2 separate regions of the Homo sapiens genome follow, and region 2 is linked to region 1. A link is a loop called in an ENCODE intact Hi-C map of the cell type or tissue named here. Cell type or tissue: K562. All regions are shown on one strand. Each heading gives the region's core, and the rest is flanking DNA. Links, peaks and the distances in the headings are about the cores only.

Region 1 (10,669 bases), core at 1,859-9,858:
GATGATCTCGAGAGCAACTGCTAGGATCGGGAGCTAGTCCCGGCTCTAGGAGTGGCAGATGCGGAGTGTGGGTTCCTTGACGCCACTCACTGCCACTCTTTGGGCCACAGCCCCCCTCGGTCCCCACGCGGCCCTCAGGTCCACACAGACCCGCCCGCTGCTGATTTTCTGTCGCTGCAATAGGATCGGGCCAGGGAGAGGACAGGCTTGAGGACTTTCACGGGAAAAAAAAAAAAATCCTGGGTGGGTCACCACACTGCCCCTCCCGTCACCGCAGTCCCGAGCTCCCAGCCGCGGGTGTGCGCGAGGCCGCGCGAATCTCACCTTCTCCCGGCCGGGCGGTACCAGGCGGCGGCGGCGCGCGGCGCGGAGGCGGGGCTCCCTGCGCCCGGCGGCTCCGAGCCATCGAAGTCTGGCAGCGGGTTTCCGTCCTCGCCGTACGCCTCTTCCTCTGGCCTGCGGGGTGGCCGGGGACAGAAGGTGTGGTCAGTGCAAGTTCCTCCCCAGCTCGGCGAGGATCCAAAGTAAGGGGCTCGCGCGGATTTTCACAGGTGATAAAAGTCCTCCGCTGAGAATTGTCTCTTCTCCCAGGACTGGGGGTGGGAGCAGAGGTAAGGAGGAGGCAACGACACCCAACCACTCCTACCCCGCCGGGCGGCCCGCCCACCCCCCCTTCGCGGGTAAAGGGTCGTCCTGCGGGCCACGGCCTCAACAAGCGCTGGGAAACCGAGGCGTCTCCGCCGATCGCGCACACCTGTCTACGGAAAAGGACCGCCCCCCTCCCCGCCTGGCTCCCGAGCCTCCCCAAAGCAGCAACGGGCGGGGACGAGAAAGGCCCTGGGAGACCGGGCGCTGACCCACGCGAAGACCCGAATGGGGAGGCCCAGAAAGCAAAGGAGAGGATGCGTGGGGCGTGCGGGGGCCAACTCCTCAGCCACCCCCACCCCAGCCTCCGAGCCCAGGGGAGCCCTTCTCCGAGCAGATGTAGGTCACGGAGAACCTCGGTTTCTATTTTGGGCAGGCGAGGATCTGGCAGGAACATGAATAATAAATGCCCCTAAACTTAGCCAGTTCGGCGGCGGCTCAGACTGTGGCGCGTCCGCACCCTCCGGTGCTTCTCGCACGGAGAAAGTGCCAGGCACACGGGAACTTGAAAATAGCTGAGGGTGAAACCAGGGTGTTTTAAGGCCACTAAACGAATAGTTCGCGCTGATCTGTTATCGATGGCGGTGCCCCATCTCAACCCCAGAGCACGAGGAGGGGGACCGAGATCCAGCGAGTGCCTGGCGACTTCGCAGTCGCCCTCTACAGCCTCCGTTCTTGACACAGGACGGGTAGAGATGGGTTAAAACAAATCCCTCTCGCTTTGGACCCCTGGAGAGACTTGGCGTGCAGCCAGCGCTAGTAGCACTCTCTGGGCGGGGTTGGAGTCGTACTTCGCTGCTTCACTCGCCTTTTCTCCATCCTTGGAGAGGCCCGGGCAAGGCAAGCGCATCATTCCGCACGCCTCGCACCCAGCCTTTGCTCGGCGATGCGCCTCAGCCCTGGCCCGGGTACCCCGAACCCTGGGGTCTTTCTGGATATTGCCCTGCCTCGAGCCCAGATGCTGGAATCCTAATACAGAACCCAGAACCCATCTCTCCGTCCAAATCAATGATCAGCGGCCCCCCAGAGCTAATGTTCCTGGGCGGGGCTCGGAGAAGGCAGCTTCGCAGGCAGAACGCGCGCTCCTCGCTGCCCCAGGCGCCGCTGGTACGAACCCTCCCCTACCCAGGGCTCATCCACAGCCTGGCACATCGGTCCGCGACTCTGGGGCTGCCTCCGGGAACCTGGGCCGCGCCTGCCGGTTAGAAACCCGGGGTTAAGAAAAAAGCCAAGGTTCCTCCATCCCGGGCCAGGCAGGGCTGCTCTCCCGGTCCTGCCTGCCTGCTGGCTTTCCCTTCCTCCTCCTTTGCGCCTGTTTTTCCCCCTCCTTCGCAGTCTCGTCCTTGTTCTTCCCTCTCTTAAGTCGCTTTTCCTCAATCACACCGGGCCAACACCCTCCCCACCGCACGCCCCCCAAGACAGCCTGGGATTCAAAATGCAGTTGGAACACGGATCACTTGAAAGAAAGCTCTTCAGGGGAAAGAATTGGAATGAAATGAAAAGAAAGGGTGGAGGAGAGAGAGAGACCCCACCCGGATAGTCCAGAACAAGCAGTAACAAAGCAAAGTCCGAGGGAGCTTCACGCTCAACCCCCGGCCAGGCTCCAGAGCTGAAGTTCTCCTAACTCGTCCCAAGAATAGGTAAAAGAAACCAAGCTAGGGGCCGTGCCCTGCCCCCATCCTGTGGGCCGGGTTGGGGGAGGGGGGGTTCTCCAGCGGCCAGAAGCTCACTGGCTCTACCCGGGACCCTGAGCTGCCTAGGGCTGGGGGAGGCGTCCGAGCAGTCGCGGAGCCTGCCAGACCCTCGGCTAGAATGGGGACCCGCTGTCCAGCCGAGGCTGGCGGAGGCGCACCGGGGGCGCAGAGGGCGATGCTAGTAGTCTGGACCCAAAGGACTGCAGGAAGGAGACCGTGAGGAAGCGTCTGTGCCTGGGAAGCCCCAGCTCCTGCTTGGGCCAGGCAGCCAGCACCTACCTGATCCCGGGGAACCGGAGTCCGGCGGCGGCAGGTGAGCTGTAGACGCTGCTGTGCATGATTATCCCATAGACCAGCAGGGCCAGCCTCGCTCCGCTACACATGGTCATTCTGCGCAGGATGGGAAAGAGGACACACAGCTGTGAGAACGCCCCTGGCCTCCCACCCTCCAACCCCAAAAAGCTCTGGAAGCCGGGGGAGGGACGGAGCGAAGCCCCGGCTCCCTGAGTTGAACAGCACTTGGCGACAGCCGGTGCGCGCCCTGCCACTTCTTGCTTGCTATAGTTAGAAAAAAATATATATATATGCATCTACCCGGCGCCCAATAACTAGCCAGACCCGGCTGAAGGAAAGCTAACTCCCCTGACGCGATGCCAAGCGAAAGAATCAGCAGTCGAGTGAGCCGGTCGCTTTGGTAAGATTTTCCCTCCCTTACCCTTCAACTCCTCCCGCTGCCAGGAGAGCTGCCAGGTAGGACGGCGGGCAAAGCGCTTCTTCAAGTTCCTGCGCTGGAGTCACCACCCGAGAGGCATCGCCGTCTGGCGTTGGTGTCTGAGCAGAAGCCGCAGGAACCAGCGGGAGCAGCAGGAGGAGCTGCGGGACTCGTTTGCCGAGGCTCGTGTTCTGCTCAAAAGTTTGTAGACGCGCAGAACCAGGAGGGAGCGTGACACGGAGAGAAGGGGGCGCAGAGAGAGAGGCAGAAGAAAGAAAGAGGGGGCGATGAGGTGAAGCGCGGAGGAGCAAGGTGGCCGTAAGTCCACCCGGAGGAAGAAGCAGGCGATTAAGGGAAAGAGGGAAAGTCAGAAAAGAAGGGGAGGAAGGCAAGGGAGAGGGCGGGCGGCTAGCCCGCCTTTGTAGGAGCCGCGGGCCAGGCAGCCGCGAGGGTCGGCGGCGCCTTCTCTGCTCCGAGGTCTCTCCGGCTGCCTCTGAAGCTGCGGCTTCTGCTGCTGCTACCGCTGGTTACAGAGGTGACCGGCCTTCTGCTCCTATTTATCTGTGCAGTTCGCAAAAATCTATCCGAACATGGTTTTTGGAGAGCCCTCTTTGTCAACATCTGCCTGCCTGTTGCCTTTAAGTACAGAATATTTTGTTGCACTGTTGCGCTCCGATTTTTATTCATGAAATGACTTCCTTTTTTTTTTTCTCAGTCACGTAATGATCGGGTATCAGAAAAAGACGTCAGCATCCTAGTCCCTCAAGGAACATATTAACTATTCTGTGCTGTCCTCTTGGATGATAAGATCCGGAGTCATCGACTTCTCATAAACACCTTTCACTCATACAATCCAATTTTTAAGAAGTCCAATTGTTTTGATGGTTTTCAATTTCACCCGTTTCTCAAGGACAGGTAAAGAATTTTTAGAATTTTGAGGATGACAAAAGTTATGTTTTTAACTATATAATTACGATTTCTCTTTACTTTTTCATCAAGCCTCACCAATCAGAGCTCTGGTCTCTGGAATTAAGCATCATCAAGCTCTCCTATTAATAAATTTAATTTAGATCTCCTAATTTCTTGCGTATGTTCTTTCAGATAGACCATTAAATGTGGAAGTCGTTTTGTTTTTAAAGGGAAGTCTTGGAGGATTTTCAGTAAATCTCTCCTGAGTCTGGCTGCCGTTGACAGTAGGGCTATGAGTAGATTGATGAGAGCTCATGCTGCCTCCGGAGCGCGGCCTGCGGAGCTGTCCAGACTCCGGGTGCTGAAGTGTAGGGTAACAGATGCTACAAACGTTGAAAATTGCCACCGGTTTAATTTTTCACCAGAGCCTCTAAATTTGAAGATTTGGCAGTAGTGCTATTAACGTGGCGATTCATCGCCTAAATCACCCCCACCGTTCAGATACATCCTTTCCCTCTTGTAGCGTCCATAAATGCCCTAATGCTGAGAATGCTCCCCATCCCTGCCTGGATTTGAGGAAAAAGCATTCTGTCCCCCGTTAGTCCTGGCTTTTGGATTTCTAGACCGGCTGTTTGGCTACTTTCACACCTTCTGTGGCTCTTACAGATTTTAAAAATTGATGTTGTGAAATTGTGTTTTCCACAAGAAGTGAAATTTTAAGAATTTGGGGGCGAGAAATATGTTTTTCCACTTTGTTTACAACTTCAGCTCTGTTTGGGAGACACAGACAGACTGGGAAAGCATGAGGGTTCCCAGTACAAGTTCACCTGATGAAGGTTTCTAACAGGAATCCCTCTGCTGGAAACAGTTAATTTTTTTAACTGAAAATGATGTGGGAAGAGGAAAGCAATAAGGGAAGACCATATCCACCCAGAGGCTTCCAATTTCCTGGGTAATTGAAGAAGGTTCATATATTTCTACTCCAGTAAGAGAACTCAGGTCTATTTCTTTAAAAAAAAAAAAAAGAAGAAGAAGAAAGAAAGAAAGAAAATAGAGCCATCAATAACCATTAGAGTGCATTTTAATTATTTGGATCTTACACAAAAATTAGGGGAAATTCCAGTTTAGTGGGAGGGTTTCCTGTTACTACGATTTGGATCTCACATTTAAATAAGCTATATTAGTTCTGCATGCTTTTTCCAAGATATTATATTTCTCCTTCTAAATGCTGTTCCTGCTCTTATTTGAGATTTAATACTTCCTCCTTCTTAAAAAAAAAAACTAAGTTTTGTTTATTCCTGGCCATGAATGACCGAAAACTGTCTGCTTCCTCTTAGTTTATTCCTGGCCGTGCTTCAGATTGTCTGCCTTCAATAAAGCTTCAAACCACATCTACATGGGAATATGTCTCTTTTTCTCTGATACATATGCTCACTGATTTATGTTGGACTGTTTACATGCGTGTTTTCCATGTTCAGCTCTGCCTCTGCAGCAAGCTCGCACACAAAGAGCCTGCGGTGAACACTACCAGATAATCAAGCAGAGATGTCTTTCTTACTAAAGCGCCCAAAGCTATTCCCCACTGTGGCTTTCCTGTCTTCCGCCTTGCTTCACGTCAAAGGTGAACCCCATTAAAATCCTTACTCTTTCCTCCCACACGAATTCTGAGTTGAGTTCAATCTGGAGAAATATTTGAAAATTTCCAAGACTCCTTGTACAATTCACTACTCAACTTTAGTAAAGGGAGCCACCATGTGGGGAGTTTGCTGACTTCACGGCCCATTAAAGGGGGAAAACCACAAACACGATTAACTATCTGGGGAGGACGACTAACTGCTGGCTCCAAGGGCCAACAGAGGCTGAACTGTGCCTCTGACTTACCAAGGCTGCGACCCCGTGCTCTTCTCAGCTTAGATACTCTCAGCTCAGAACTCGGGGCTCAGCACCCAAAAATTACAGGCCTTCAGACCTGAACCCATTCACGAGAGTGAAAGACTAAACAGAGAACTTGAGATTCTTGGTCACTGAACTCCAGAAAATCAAGCTTCCTAGACCCACCAATTGCTCAACACAATCTAAAGACCCACACAGCCCTGCCCACAGCAGCCTGGGGGAATCAAACTCCTACAGGATCACCCACAGATCTTTTGTTGCTCATGGCCATTGTCTAGCTGGGCATGTTTGACATCTCTCTGCAGGAGAGCTTTCCTATTCATGAAAATCTGGCCTTGGCCCTGGGCCAAGGGAAAAGGCCAATAGATAGGAGGAACTAGAAGCTGCTAGATGAGAGTATAGGCCCCTTCTGCTTTCTATTGGGTAGAGGGAATATGGGATGACTGAAGTCTCAAAGACCAAAACTACCCCCAAATGCCCCTTTGATTCTAATCTTGGAAGGCTCCAGTCAAGCATTAACAGAGCATCCTGGAGGCCTTTGTGTCTGGGACTTTGAGGGAGCTGCAAGGAAGAGGGAACTTGTCAGCCCAAAGCCCCAGGCTAGAGAGACCAGGAGCCCCGGCATGCACTGAGGAGGCATGCGGCAGTGGCCAGGTGGGATACCGTGGCCCAGTCCAACAGACATACTAATTGCAAGTGCAGACCCCAGCCTGGCTTCAAGTGCAGATAGGAGCTGGAGGGTGAATCCTAGGAAGCCTCAACTAAAGCACTTTTATGAGAAGAGAGAGAGATAAAGGGAGGAGGAGCTAGAGGAGAATTGGGGAAGAGCAAGACCAGGGTAGGAGAGCCTTCCACTTTAATTGTTCTTACCCAGTTTCCCTCACAAAGGGTATTTAGGTGACTGGGGTTAAGAGCTCAAGAGAAACTTTCCAACCTCCTATATATAATTGAAAATGATGAAAGAGGGGGTTGGGGGAGAGGAGGAAGAAGAGACCAAAGAGTTAGAACGTTCTATTTACAGATAACACAAAGGAATTTCAAGTCTTCTTTCCAACACCCCTACTCCCTTCCCTCAGTGCTCACCAGAATACTTCCCAGGCCAGAAAAGTAGATTTCCCAGGCTGGCAGTTTCTTTCCAGGCTGTGAGATTGTTACATTAACTGGAATCATGTTTGGCTAGAAAAGTTAGAAGAACAATGGAAATCTTTCAGTGGGAGGTCTAACCAGCATCCTCCCTGAGGCACAGCAACTGAAAGTGACTTGAGCTAAGCCCTGACCTGCCCGGAAGACGCTGTTTATATATATTTGTTGGAAATGATTTAATAATACTCTGAACTTCAAGTCCCTAATGTATCAACTTTTATCCTGTTGGTCCTTCAGATGTGAAAACAAGTTTGGGTAAGAAATGATAAATAATAGCTAAAAGTCAAACTAACCCTTCCCCGAATTGTTTTTCCTGGTGGCTAACACATCCGCCTTTGTTGAAGGGTCAATCCTTGAACCTTGAATTAACATTCAATTTAAAGAACTCTAGCCTTTGAGGAAGTGGGTTTTTGTATTCAAACAGGAGGAATATGTCTAGTATATATACTGGGAGTTTGAATTGCAGATGGCTTCACAACATTAGCAAATACTATAGTGTTTGTACTGTTGTGTCTGTGCCAGGTTCCTGCCTTTGGACCATCACCACTTGGGAAATTGGCTTTCCCTCTCTTGCATGGGAATCTTCAGCATCTTTTAAACACTGCTCCCCTCCATCCCCATATTGCAAATCAGTGGTGAGCTAAAAGTATTTTTGCCTTTAAGCAGCCCAGTGAAGTGCGGCTTCTGGTCACTTAGATAAGATTTCCACTACTTTCTTTTTGGCTCAGTCACCCATAGTACCCAGGGTTTCTCCATGACATTCTCTTTCCTTAGGTACATATCTCTACACCATTACCTTTTACTACCACTATCTCTATATCCTACAACATTTGATTTTCTTAACCATATAAAAGGACATGTTTGTTCAAGGCATCCTCACACATTCCTAGTATAAATAATCTAAATCAAGATTGGAAAAGTTGTGCATTCTTTTTTTTTTTTTTTTTTGAGATGAAGTCTCGCTCTGTCCCCCAGGCTGGAGTGCAGTGGCACAATCTCGGCTCACTGCCACCTCCGCCTCCCAGGTTCAAGTGATTCTCCTGTCTCAGCCTCCCAAGCAGCTGGGACTACAGGCACCCACCACCACACCCTGCTAATTTTTGTATTTTTAGTACAGACAGAGTTTCACCGTGTTCGCCAGGCTGGTCTCGAACTCCTGACCTTGTGATCCACCTGCCTCAGCCTTTCAAAGTAATGGGATTACAGGCGTGAGCCACCGTGCCTGGCACATTCTATTCTTTTTTAGCCAGTACTTAGCATAAGAACCAGGCTATAATAAGCTTTTTCAGTAAACAAGCCTGATGCAAAACATCATCCTCTCCTGTGAGTGACAAAAGTGAATTATAACACTGTATTACATTTCACTTAAACTTTTCTCTACCGACTTTTCCAGAAAATGCAATGACTAATGACTCACTTCATACCGATTACACCTGTAGGGAAACCCAAATGTTCTGAACCAGAACATCATGACCATCACTTACTGGACTGCATGCATCATGCCTTTCAGAACTCACTGTGAAGTAAGAAGCTGATGAGCTTACCTATAATGTGTCATGACTTCTCTGACCTTCAAAATGTAGTGCTTCTCACACACTGAAAACAACTAGGAAAGGAAGCCTTCCAAACCACATGAGTAAAGCTTCTCTCTAATCTAAGAACAGAATTGCATATTCACAGAGCCAAGAAATTTTGCTTGTTGTTTTGAGATATAAAGCAGACATCTGAGAAACAAAAACCAGGATCTAACCTTTGCTACAGGTTTGGATGATTCCAAATATCTCACATATATGGCTCTACTAAGGCCTTATTCTCTGAACATGAGTTTACTGGGTACCAAAAATGTATATCCCAGACTTCACTGTGTAGCATCTTCCAAATTCCAGAGCACCTCCTCTAAAAAGCCAAGGAGAAGAAAGTCTTCTCTCTACTTAGTCTAAATCCTCTGCTGACATAAGGCTTAAATGCAGAAGGAAAAGCTTGGACAGGATCCAGGAAAACCAATATCCTAAATAAGCTTTTGAGACCACTTCAGAAAATGTTGGAAGGGGAATCTATATGCAAAATAAAACAAGGTTTTTGTGTGTAAAATCAAAAGAAGGTCTTCCTCTGTGAGCCCCTAGCATCCCTCTGCCCTTTGGGCTCAGGCTTGGCATTATCTACCTGTGAATATAGGTTTACATGTAATAATTTTGGAGCCTTTGTTTTTATTATCATTATTACTAGCACTGTATGGTAATCACGGCTTTGCAGTTTTTGTTTGTTTGTTTGTTTAGTTTTGTTTTTACTGAGTCTTCCTCGGTCACCCAGGCTGGAGTGCAGTAGTGCATTCATAGCTCACAGCAACCTCAAACTCTTGGGCTTAAGTGAGACTCCTGCCTCACCCTCTTGAATACCTGGGACTACAGGCACATGCCACCACCATGCCTGGCTAATTTTATTTATTATTATTGTTATTATTATTACTTTGCAGAGACAAGGTCTCCCTGTGTTGCCCAGGCTGGTCACAAACTCCTGGACTCAAGCCTCCCAAAGTGCAGGGGTTGCAAGGATGAGCCAGTGTGCCCAACCTGAAAATACTTTTTAAATAATCCTTTGTCTCTACCCAAATATACACAGGCATAAATTTTTAAAAACTATCATCTGCTTGGAATACTATTACATTTGTCATAAATGTACTGGTTGAAATTTTTAGTGATTATTTGTTTAAATTATTTTAAATCCTTCCTTCCAAAGGGACTGTATGGTTTTGTTATTCACCAGTGAATAACAGCAACAGCAACAACTGTTTAATGAACACTTCCTGGGCTAAGTGCTTGACTACTTATTTCCTTTCCCTCACAACAAACTTCTTTGTAGGCACTGTTATTACCTCCATTTTACAGACAAGAAATCGGGACTAAAAGAGCTCAGGTACCTTATCCAAAGTTACACAGCTGCTACATTGTAATGCTGAACTTCAGATTCAAGTCTCAATGACTCCAGACAGTCTTAATGACTATAATATGTTATACTGGCATATTTATTTTCTCTAGGAATTTTTTTTTTTTTTTTTTGAGATGGAGTCTCACTCCATCACCAGGCTGGGAGGCAGTGGTGCGATCTTGGCTCACTGCAACCTCCGCTTCCCGGGTTTAAGCAATTCTCCTGCCTCAGCCTCCCGAGTAGCTGGGACTACAGGCATGGGCCACAATGCCCAGCTATTTTTTGTATTTTTAGTAGAGATGGGGTTTCACCATGTTGGCCAGGATGGTCTCGATCTCGTGACCTCGTGATCCGCCCACCTCAGCCTCCCAAAGTGCTGAGATTACAGGCGTGAGCCACCCCGCCCGGCCACTAGGATTGTTATAAATACAGATTGCTAATTTAATATTAGCTTTAATCTGTTACTCAACTGAGAATAAAATCAGTTTCTTATTAATTTTTCAATTAAAAAGCATGTTTAATGTAATAGGGATCAAAGCTATTAACACAGTTGAAACTGGATAAGTTAGACTACAAACATATCACATACTCATGGGTTTTGCTTTATAGACTAAGTATGCTTCTAAAAATATGTGCATCAACAGTGTACCATGAATTCTTATTTACATATACCAGGTTGTTGAAAAAGTAAAAACTATTGCCACCCTAAGTCATTAATTAAAATGATTTTATTAACAAGCCTGCACAT
Region 2 (10,669 bases), core at 1,622-9,621, 160 kb before region 1:
TTTTAAAAATAATTAACTTAAAGGAGGCAAAAAAAGAGGAAAGAGGGAAATAATAACAAATGGGAAACACAGAGACAAGTTGTAGGATGGTAAATCAAAACCCAAACATTTGAGTAATCACAATAAATGTGTAAGGACCAGAATTAAAAGATGGCAATTATCAGATTGGATTTAAAAAAAAACCCATCAGTATGCTGCCTATAGAAAATCCACTTTAGTTACAAAGGCATAAATAGGTTAAAAGTAAAAGATTGGATAAAGATATACCATGTTAACACTAATTAAAAGACAGCTGAAGGGGATATTTTGATGTAAAATAAAATAGACATCCAGACAAGAATATTACTAGGAATAAAGTGAATCATTTCATACATATAAAGTGGTCAAGTCATCAAGATGGCATAATAATCCCAAACATTTATGTAACTAATAATGGTGCGTCAAAATAAATGAAGCAAAAACTGACAGAACTCTAAGGAAAAAGCAGACCAAGCCATAACTAAGTCAGGGAATTCAATGTCCCTATCTCAAAATAAATAGGCAAAAAATCAGTAAACACATAGATAATGTGAAAAATATAATCAACCAAATTGACCTAATTGATATGTATAGAATACTGCATTCAACACTTCACTCCACATAGTTTTTCAATTGTACACAGAACATCTACCAAGGCAGACCATATTGTAATCCATATGTCTCAATAAATTTAAAAGTATTCAATCGACACAAAATGTTTTCTCTGATCACAATGGAATCAAATTAGAAGTCAATAACGAAACATTTCTAGAAAATTCCCCAACTGTGTAGGAATTAAACAAGAATAGGAAAAAAAGAGACTAAAGATGAATAAAACATAAAAATAAAAAAAGTATTTTGAAATACATGAAATTGAGAACAAAACATATTGAAATTTGTGGAATTCAAGTAAAGTAGTACCTAAAAGGAAATTCATAGAACTAAATGCCTTAAATTAGAAAAATAAAGGTATCAAGACAGTTACCTGAGCTTAAGAAGCTAGAAAAAAAGAGAAAATTAAAAGCAAAATATGAAGAAAGGAAATAAGGATACTCAAAGTTTAAATTAATGAAATAGAACACAAAAAATAATGGATAAAAAGATAAAACTACATTGATAAACATTTAGCCCAACTGATCAGGAAAAAAAGAGAAGAGCCAAAATACCAATATTAAGCATGAGAGAGGTGACATCACTACAATCCACAGATAAGGAATTAAGAAAATATTATCTACAACTTTATGCCTATAAATTCAACAGCTTAGATAAAATATATGAATTCCTCAAAAGACACAAATTGCCTAATATCTCATAAAAAGAAATAGATACAGTTAAGTTGAATAGCCCTATATCTATTAAAGCAATTAAATTTTTAATTAAAAAACCCCTCACAAAGAAAACTCCAGGCCCAGGTGACTTCACTAATGAATTCTTATGAGCATTTTAAAAAGAAACATTATCAATTCTACCCAAACTCTTCCAGAAAATTGAAGGCCAGGAAATATTTCCCAACTCATTCTGTAAAACCAGCATTATCCTGCTAGAAGAACGAAAGACATTACAAGAAAACAAAATTATCTGTCAGTATTCCTCTGAGACATACATGTAAACACTCTTAAAATTGAGCAAACTTAATCCAACGATATATAAAAAAGGTAATACACCATGACCCAGCGAGGATTGTCTCCAGAATGCAAAATTGGTTTAACCTCTTTAAATCTGTCAAAATAATTCCCTTTATTAGCAAACTGTAAGGAATAAATATCTGTGCCCACCCCCTCCCCCACCATATTCAAACCTGAAAGTTTGCCTAAGGACAGTGTTACAAAGTGACTATCCATTTTTGTGAATTTTGAATATTTGAAATTTACTCTAAGAATATTTCGTACATACTGACAACCACAATCTCCCATATGATTAACTTTGGTTTCTGTTCAAACTACACCTTATCCAACTAACTAAGTCACAGCAACCTACCTAATTATTCTCTCAGATTTAATTAGAATTACTTTGCCTTAAATTGACATGACTCTATAATTATGCCTGAAGAACAGAGAAATTAAAAAAGACTATTTTCATATCTCAATAATCAAGAATCAATCCAACTCTGATGGTACATGCAATGGTTTCTGAAAATAAGGAAAGAATTTCTAAAATTTTTATGCCAATATAACTTCAAGTTTCCCCAAATTATACTAAATGCACCAAAAAAAACCCCACTTTCTTTGGATATTAGTTTGACAAATAGTTCATAGTGAAAGCACAACTTAAGAAAAATATCCGAATACTTGTACTCCTAAGAATTTTTGTCCTTCTAAGATAATATAATTAAAGTTGTTCATATTTTTATTGTTTTAAAGGGTAGCCATGGCTCTGATGATCACTGAAATCTGAATGTTCCTGACAAAGTAATCACAATACAATCATTTGCCCAGGTGAAATATGTCACAATCATCTAAATACTAGTAAATAAATGACAAGCAAAGCCAAGAGAATAGAAACTTTGTTCCTAGAATCTTGGGTGGTCTTCATTCTTTTTCCCTAATTGACTTAACCCAGTGTGATGGTTAATACTGCGTGTGAACCTGATTGGATTGAAAGATGCAAGGTATTGATCCTGGGTGTGTCTGTGAGGGTGTTGCCAAGGGAGATTAACATTTGAGTCAGTGGACTTGGAGGGGCAGACCACCCTTAATATGGGTATGCACCATCTAATCAGATGCCAGCATGGCTCGAATATAAAGCAGGCAGAAAAATGTGAAAAGATTAGACTGGCTTAGCCTCCGAGCCTACATCTTTCTCCCATGCTGGATTCTTCCTGCCATCAAACTCCAAGTTCTTCAGCTTTGGGACTCGGGCTGGCTTCCTTGCTCCTCAACTTGCAAACGGCCTATTGTGGGACCTTGTGATCATGTGAGTTAATACTCATTACTAAACTCCCCTTTATATTTATATCTATCCTATTATCTCTGTCTTTCTAGAGAGCCCTGACTAATACAACCAGTATTGACCAAAAAGTCTCCATACTTCTCATCCCCCAGCTTCTTTGCTGATTGTGGCCTGATTATTCATAGTAGAAGACGGCAGCCCCAAATCTTTTAGAAGTCCACTTATTACAGGAGTGGTGGGAGATGGCAGAATGGAAGAGAGCTGATAATGCCATTTTCCCATCATTTCTTTTCTCTTATTCTGCATCACTATCTTAAGACCTCTAGGTAAAACATCCTCAGAGAGCTCTTGCAACTTCTAGAAGAGTTTAAGTGACTCTCTGTCTTCAGGTTAGGCAAGCAGCTTTGACATTCCTCCAGCAAACTTTTTGAGAAGCTACTCTTTACCAGAATACAAAGTGCCTATACTTCAGAAGTTCATATAAGGCTATAAAGAGAAATGATCAGCACTAGACTAAATTTTATCTTTATATTAAAATTCCTCTTCCCTTTTCTCTCTCACATATATACATGTTCATTTGTTTCTTTTGGGGGAGAGGGGAATAGATAAGGAACTTCATGCTCTCCCTGTAAATAGGATTTATTGCTTTCAATGCAAAGGAGCCACTCTAAGGTATTTGTGGGAAGTTGCTATTGGCAGTTTCTGTTGCATACAAATTAGAAGAATGAGAACTTTCTTAAAGCTTCAGCATTTTCACGAATCTAACCACAGTAACAACATGGAAAAAATACCAAGTTAAACACAAATAAAGATGAAAATTCCTGAATTATGGATTCCTGAGACAGGTGATAATATAGATTCACCTGCTGTAGCAGGTTTATAAGGGCTCATGAGAGCCAAGTACTAAATTTTCAGAAATTGTGAAAGCCAGCAGTTAAATCTCTGATATCTTGAAATCAGCCAGAGGACATATTTACATGGAAATCAGCAAATGCTACAAATCAGGCTGTTTTTATTTACCTATTTTTGGTGAGGTGATTGTTAAACACTTACCAGCACACCTGGATGGAGGATGAGACTAGAACAGTCAAGGCCCAACCCTGCCAGGTAATGAGTACAAGAGATCCTTCCTTTCAGCCCCAAGTTAACTTCAAGCTACAGTTTTGCAAATCTGTAACATTTACTAAATCTCTTAGTTACCAAAAAGATTGGTAACCTGACATGTTAAATTTCAAAAAAAAGGAACGATCATAAAATGACAAAATATATTATATAAGAAGAACTCTAGCAGTTAGGTTGTAAATATGATTCAAGCTTTTACTTCAAATTTCTGAAATCCTCTTCCAAAAGTCATATTCCCTAGAACTATCCAAATCACCAGTCCTCAGTTCTGACTTCCAAATTTAGACAAAGTCTAAGTTCTGCAGGTGCTGTTTATTGAGTGTTTTGGCTGCAGATTCATCATCTGTAAATATTTCAAGAGATTCTGAAAGCACAGTATGCTTCAAAACAACCACCTGGACAAAACAGAACCTTTGCAGAGCCTAAAAGCAATTAGGGGATAAATATAAAAGAAACAAAACATTCTCCCTCTTTTTAATTGGAAATCTATATTAAGGATTGGGAATATACTTAGGTAGATTAAGAACATGCAGTGAAATTGAATTGATAAGATTGGGTAGCCCAATTAAAATTGTGATTCTATGAAATTTTCTTAATCAGTTTTAGGATTCACAATGTTTAAACTGCCAAATTTGGAACATTTACATTTAACAATTTAATGAAATAATCAGGAACATGAGCCATATCTTTATAGTATTTTCAAAATTAAATGTGGAGCATACAGATGTTTCGAAAATAAAAATAAAAGCCTATCTATATTATAAAGAGTCAGTCTTTTTCCCCAAAAAGAGGCAATGCCTTTGTTTGAGGTTAAGATTCAAGAAATAACAAATAATGGTGGTCAGCTTGACAATAGAAACTCACAATACTAAAAATAAACATGCCTCAAGTTTTCAAATAATAGAGAATACAATCATAATGAAAGATAAATTTTCCTTAAATGGCAATGCAACCTGATGCAGAGCAATTAATTTTGTGCCTAGAGATCCTTTATTTCTCTTCTGTTTGCAGTAGAAGCAGAGATTACACTAAACCACATATTTCAATGTGCTATTATTGGATGAATCTGTTTCATCCAAGGAGAGATCAAAGACGGATTAAATTTTTAACCATAACATCCTAAGGAAAAACATAATTTAAAACTTGAAAGAAGAAAGTTTAAATCTTCACTTGGGAATTTCCTCCCTCTATACAGAGAAGTGATTGACAAAGCAGTTGTATACATCTACTTAAACACATTATGCAAAAATTTACTATTATAGAAATAATAATTTAGGTGTATAAATCGTTAAAATATAGTGGTTTTTTCAATTTTATGAAAAGTTAGTATTACTCTATGTCAAGAAGGGTACATATTAAACAGATTAATAGGGATGTCAGCCAAATGATGGGATAGAATGTCCTCTGCTTGTATCCCCATCCCCCTACAATAACAAGAATTTGACAGCCATCTGTAGACAAAGTGCTATTGTGAGCCTTGGTTGGAGACTGAGAACCCTGGTGGAGCCCAAGACCTAAGAAGGCTGTCTTGAGAACAGGCTTGCACTCAGATGGCAGTGTCACTAACCATAATGCAGGCTACAGATGTGAAAAACAGCCTCATCTCCTTATGTATCAGATACAACTTCATTTGCCTTGGTTCTGCCACTAGAACCATCTGCCAAGGGACCTGAGAGGGGTCACACCCACATGAGTCTCAAATGATAGGCCCATGATCCCAGCAGCAGACCATGAAATTGCCTTGTAACTTGGCTCCAGCTCCTCTTAGCTGTGGTCTGCAAGCAGTTGTGCCTTCCTTGGGACCCACCAGTAGTCAGGCTGGTCTGTGACTTGCCAACCTCAGTCCCATACAGACCCTGAAAGAGCCCTATAACTCATCTCCAGTCCCTCTCAGCTGCAGCCTAAAAGCAGGTCTACTCAGTGAGGGACCTTCTAGAAGTCATACCCAGTCATGCCCTGGGAGACAGGCTTGCCAACCTTGGTCCCACAGTAGATCCTGAAACGAATTGGTAACTCGGCTCCAGCCCCTCTCAACTGTAGTCTGAGAGCATTCATGCCCACTCAAGAACATGCTTGAACTCACACTCATCTGTGTTCCAATAAACAGGCTTGCCAACCTTGGTCCCACAACCAATCCTGAAACAGCCCTGTAACTTGGCTCTAGCCTCATTCAGCTTTGGTCCAGTGGCAATTGTGTTTGCCCAAGAAACCACCAGGAGGCACACTCATCTCTGCCTCTGGAGACAGGACTGCAGATCTCAGTCTCAGCTCTGGATCCTGAAGCAGCCCTGTAACTTAATTGACCCCTCTCAGCCTTGATCCGGAGCCAGTACTGTCTCTTCAAGTACCTACCCAGTGACCCAGTAGAAACTCCCCTAGACTCAGAGGGAAACATACCCTTCTACATACCTAGTAACAGGCTCACCATCAGCCAAATCAACTGTGGACCCTGAAACAGAGCCTGGTCTCAGCACCACCCCTACTGACCAAGAACCTGGAGGCAGCTCAGTCTGCCCAAGGACCAGACAGGACCCACACCTGCTGGAGCCCCTGGTAACAGGCCTATCAAACATGGACCCAGTGCAGAACCAGCAGTAGCCATGTGACTCGATTCCAACCCCACTCAATCAACTGTGATCCCAGAGACAATCCCAACAGCCTAGACATTTAACAGAAAAAGATCTTTACCTGCCAAAACCAGTCTGTAAAGACTGAAAAATATGTTTGCTACTTCAGATACATAGACACCAACACGAGGCTTCATGAATGACAAAGAATCAGACAAACATACACCACCAAAGGAAACAAATAAAGTTCCAACCCCAAAGAAATTGAGATCTATAAATTGCCTGACAAGCAATTTAAAATAATGATCTTAAAGTAGCTCGATGAGATGCAAGAGAACACATGTAATTAAACAATACCAGGAAAACAATGCATGAAAAAATAAAAATTTTAATAAAGAAATAGAAACCATAAATAAGAACCAAACAGAAATCCTAGTGCTGAAGTATACAATAAGATAACTAAAAAAATACAATAAAGAACTTCAAGAGCAAACTCAATTATGCAGAAAAAAGAACAGTGAAATCAAAGTCAGATCATTAAAAATTAGTTGATTAGAGAAACAAAACAAAAAAAGAATAAAAATTAGTAAAGAAATCATAAGGGACAAATTGGGACATCATCAAACAAACAAATATACTAATTATGGGAATTTCAATAGAAAGAGACAGAAAACGGAGCAGAAAACTTATTTAAAGAAATAATGGCTTAGAACTTCTGAAATCTCAGGAGCGATAAGAACATTCTGATTAACGAAACTCAAAAGATCTCAAGTAAGATCAACCCACAGAAAAATACACCAAAACACATAATTAGATTGTCAAAAGTCAAAGACAAAGTGAGACTCTTGAAGGTAGTAAGAGAAAAGACACTCATCATATACAAGAAACTCACCATAAGGATGTCAGGAGACTTCTCAGCAAAAACCTTGTGGGCCAGGAAGGAATGAGATGATATATTCAAAGTTCTGAAAGAGAATAAAAATCCAACCAGAATACTACCAGCAAAAGTGTTCATCAGAAATGAAAGAGAGATAAAGACATTCCCAAACAAACAAAAGCTAAGAGAGTTCATCACCACTAGATATGCCTTACAAGAAATGCTGAAGAGATGTCTTCACATAACATGGAAAGATGCTAAGAAACTGTATTAGTCAGGGTTCTCTTAGAGGACAGAACTAATAGCAGACATTTATATATATGAGACATTTACATATATATAAATACATATATAAAGGGGAGTTTATTAAGTACTAATTTACATGATCACAAAGTCCCACAATAGGCCATCTGCAAGCTGAGGAGCAAAGAGAGCCAGTCCGAGTCCCAAAACTGAAGAACTTGGAGTCTGGTGTTCAAGGGTAGGAAGCATCAGCACAGGAGAAAGATGTAGACTGGGAGCCTAGGCCCACCTCTCCTTTTCATGTTTTTCTGCCTGCTTTATATTTCCCGGCAGCTGATTAGATTGTGTCCACTAGATTAAGGGTGAGTCTGCCTTCCCCAGCCCACTGACTCAAATGTTAATCTCTTTTGGCAACACCCTCACAGACACACCCAGGATCAATATTTTGTATCCTTCAATCCAATCAAGTTGACACTCAGTATTAACCATCATAGTAACAACATAAAAACGATAAACACATGAAAAGATAAAACTCACTGGTAAAAGTAAACATATAGTCAAGTCCAGAATACTCTAATACTCTAATGCTAGTGTGTATATCACTTGTTAACTCTAGATTAAAAGTTAGGGGACAAAAGTATTAAAAATAACTATAGCTACTATCATTTGTTAATGGATATTCAGTATAAAAATATTTAAGCCTGGCATGGTAGCTCACGCCTATAATCCCAGCATTTTGGGAGGCCAAGGCGGGTGGATCACCTGAGGTCAGGAGATCAAGACCAGCCTGGCTAACATGGTAAAACCCCATTTCTACTGAAAATACAAAAAATTAGCTGGGCATGGTGGTGTGTGCCTGTAATCCCACCTACTTGGGACGCTGAGGCAGGAGAATCGCTTGAACCCAGGAGGCAGAGGTTGCAGTGAGCCAAGATCGCACCATTGCACTCCAGCTTGGGCAACAAGAGCAAAATTCCGTCTCAAAAATATATATATATATATATATATATATATATATATATATATATATATATATATATATTTAAAGTGTGATATCAATCATATAAAATGTGAAGAAGGCAGAAGTAAGAGTATTGAGTCTTTTAATGCAATTGTAGTTACATTCTCATCAGCTTAAAACACAATGCTATAACTATAATATGTTTTATGTAAACTTCATGGTAACCGTAAGAAAAAGCCATGCCGGGTGCAGTGGCTCATGCCTGTAATCCCAGTACTTTGGGAGGCCAAGACAAGCATATTGTTTGAGCCCAGAAGTTCAAGACCTGCCTGGGAAACATGGTGAAACCCCATCTCTACTAAAATTACAAAAATTATCCAGGTGTGGTGGTGCGCCCCTGTAGTTCCAGCTACTTGGGAGACTGGTGCTGGAGACTTGCTTGAACCTGGGAGGCAGAGGTTGCAGTGAGCCACGATCACACCACTGCACTCCAGCCTGGTTGACATAGCAAGACCCTGTCTCGAAAGAAGGAAGGAAGGAAGGAAGGAAGGAAGGAAGGAAGGAAGGAAGGAAGGAAGGAAGGAAGGGAGAAAGAAAGAGCCACTAGTAGACACACCAAAGATAAACAGAAAGGAATCCAAGCATACCACTATAAAAAATCAACAACTCACAAGGAAAGATACCAACAGATATGAAAAGGAATAAAAAATCTAAAAAATAGTCAGAAAACAATTAACAAAATGGAAATAGTAAGACCTTACTTATCAATAATTACTTTAAATGTAAATGTATTAAATTCCCCAATCAAAAAACACACAGTGGTTGAATAAACTTAAAAATAAAATTCAACTATATACTGCCTACAAAAGGGTCACTTTAGCCTTAAAGATACAAACAGGCTAAAAATAAAGGGATGGAAAAGGATATTCCATGGAAATGGAAACCAAAAGAAAGCAGGTATGGCTATACTTATATCAAACAAAATAGACTTTCAGTCAAAATCTGTCATGACAAAGAGGTCAATATATAATGATATAGGGGCCAATTCATCAAGGGAATATGCCAATTATGAATAGTTCCACCCAACATTAGAGCAAATAAATACAAAAAGCAAATATTAACAGAACTGAAGAGAGAAACAGAAGCAACATAATAATAGTAGAAGACTTCAGTACTCCACTTTCAAAAATGAATAAATCAACCACACAGAAAACCTTTAAGGAAATAGCAGACTTGAATAGCACTGCAGACCAAATGCAGAACATTCCACCCAGCAACAGCAGAGTACACACTTTTCTTAACTGCACGCAGAATGCTCTCCAGGGTAGATCATATGTTGGGCCACAAAACAAGTCTTAACAAACTTAAGAAAGTGTAATCATATCAAGTATCTTTTCCAACCACAATGATATGAAACTAGAAATTAATAACAGGAATAATTTTGAAAATGTGTAAATTATGTGTAATTAACTGATATGGTATGGCTGTGTCCCCACCCAAATCTCATCTTGAATTGTAGTTTCCATAATCCCCACATGTCGTAGGAGGGACCCAGTGGGAGGTAATTGAATCATTGGGCCGGTTACCCTCATGCTGTTCTCATGATAGTGAGTGAGTTCTCACGAGATCTGATGGTATTATAAGGGGGTTTTCCCCCGTTTGCTCGGCACTTCTCGTTCCTGCCATCATGTGAAGAAGGATGAGTTTGCTTCCCCTTCCACCATGATTATAAGATTCCTGAGGCCTCCTCACCCATGTGGAATTATGAGTCAATCAAACCTCTTTTCTTTATAAATTACCCTAGTCTCGAGCAGTTCTTTATAGCAACATGAGAAATGACTAATACATTAACACACTACTGAACAATCAGTGGGCCAAAGAAGAAATCAAAAAGTATTTTGAGACAAAAATGAAAACACAACATACTCAAACTTATGGGGTGCAGCAAAAGCAGTTCAAAGGGGGAAGTTTATGGTGATAAGTGTATACATT

Evidence for each region. Hi-C counts contacts between places; a loop is a spot of excess contacts. Peaks named below come from ENCODE experiments on the same cell type or tissue, not always from the same donor. Only the 100,000 strongest peaks of a DNase experiment are listed, where the experiment ranks them.
Region 2: it touches region 1 in a loop (6-fold over the local background); 2 of 110 quality-filtered maps call a loop at or near these places.

The regions. Positions count from the first base shown.
Region 1 is chr18:897,446-908,114 of GRCh38, reverse strand. ADCYAP1 (adenylate cyclase activating polypeptide 1) reads right to left here and starts at 3,244. Exons shown (of 5, transcript NM_001099733.2): 1 at 3,055-3,244; 2 at 2,619-2,729; 3 at 325-456. The coding sequence starts at 2,728. LOC124904340 (a long non-coding RNA gene) reads left to right here and starts at 1,463. Exons shown (of 2, transcript XR_007066435.1): 1 at 1,463-3,033; 2 at 3,767-5,351. RefSeq lists an enhancer at 1-399 and a silencer at 7,621-7,821. In K562, for the core only: a CTCF peak has its summit at 5,710; DNase peaks (open chromatin) are centred at 4,284 and 5,724; H3K27me3 peaks cover 2,973 bases.
Region 2 is chr18:1,058,355-1,069,023 of GRCh38, reverse strand. LOC107985165 (a long non-coding RNA gene) reads right to left here. Exons shown (of 3, transcript XR_001753317.1): 3 at 7,488-7,561. Among named protein-coding and RNA genes, the nearest start is that of LINC01904, 140 kb to the right of the region's middle. In K562, for the core only: a CTCF peak has its summit at 6,246 (motif pointing right); a DNase peak (open chromatin) is centred at 6,243; H3K27me3 peaks cover 577 bases.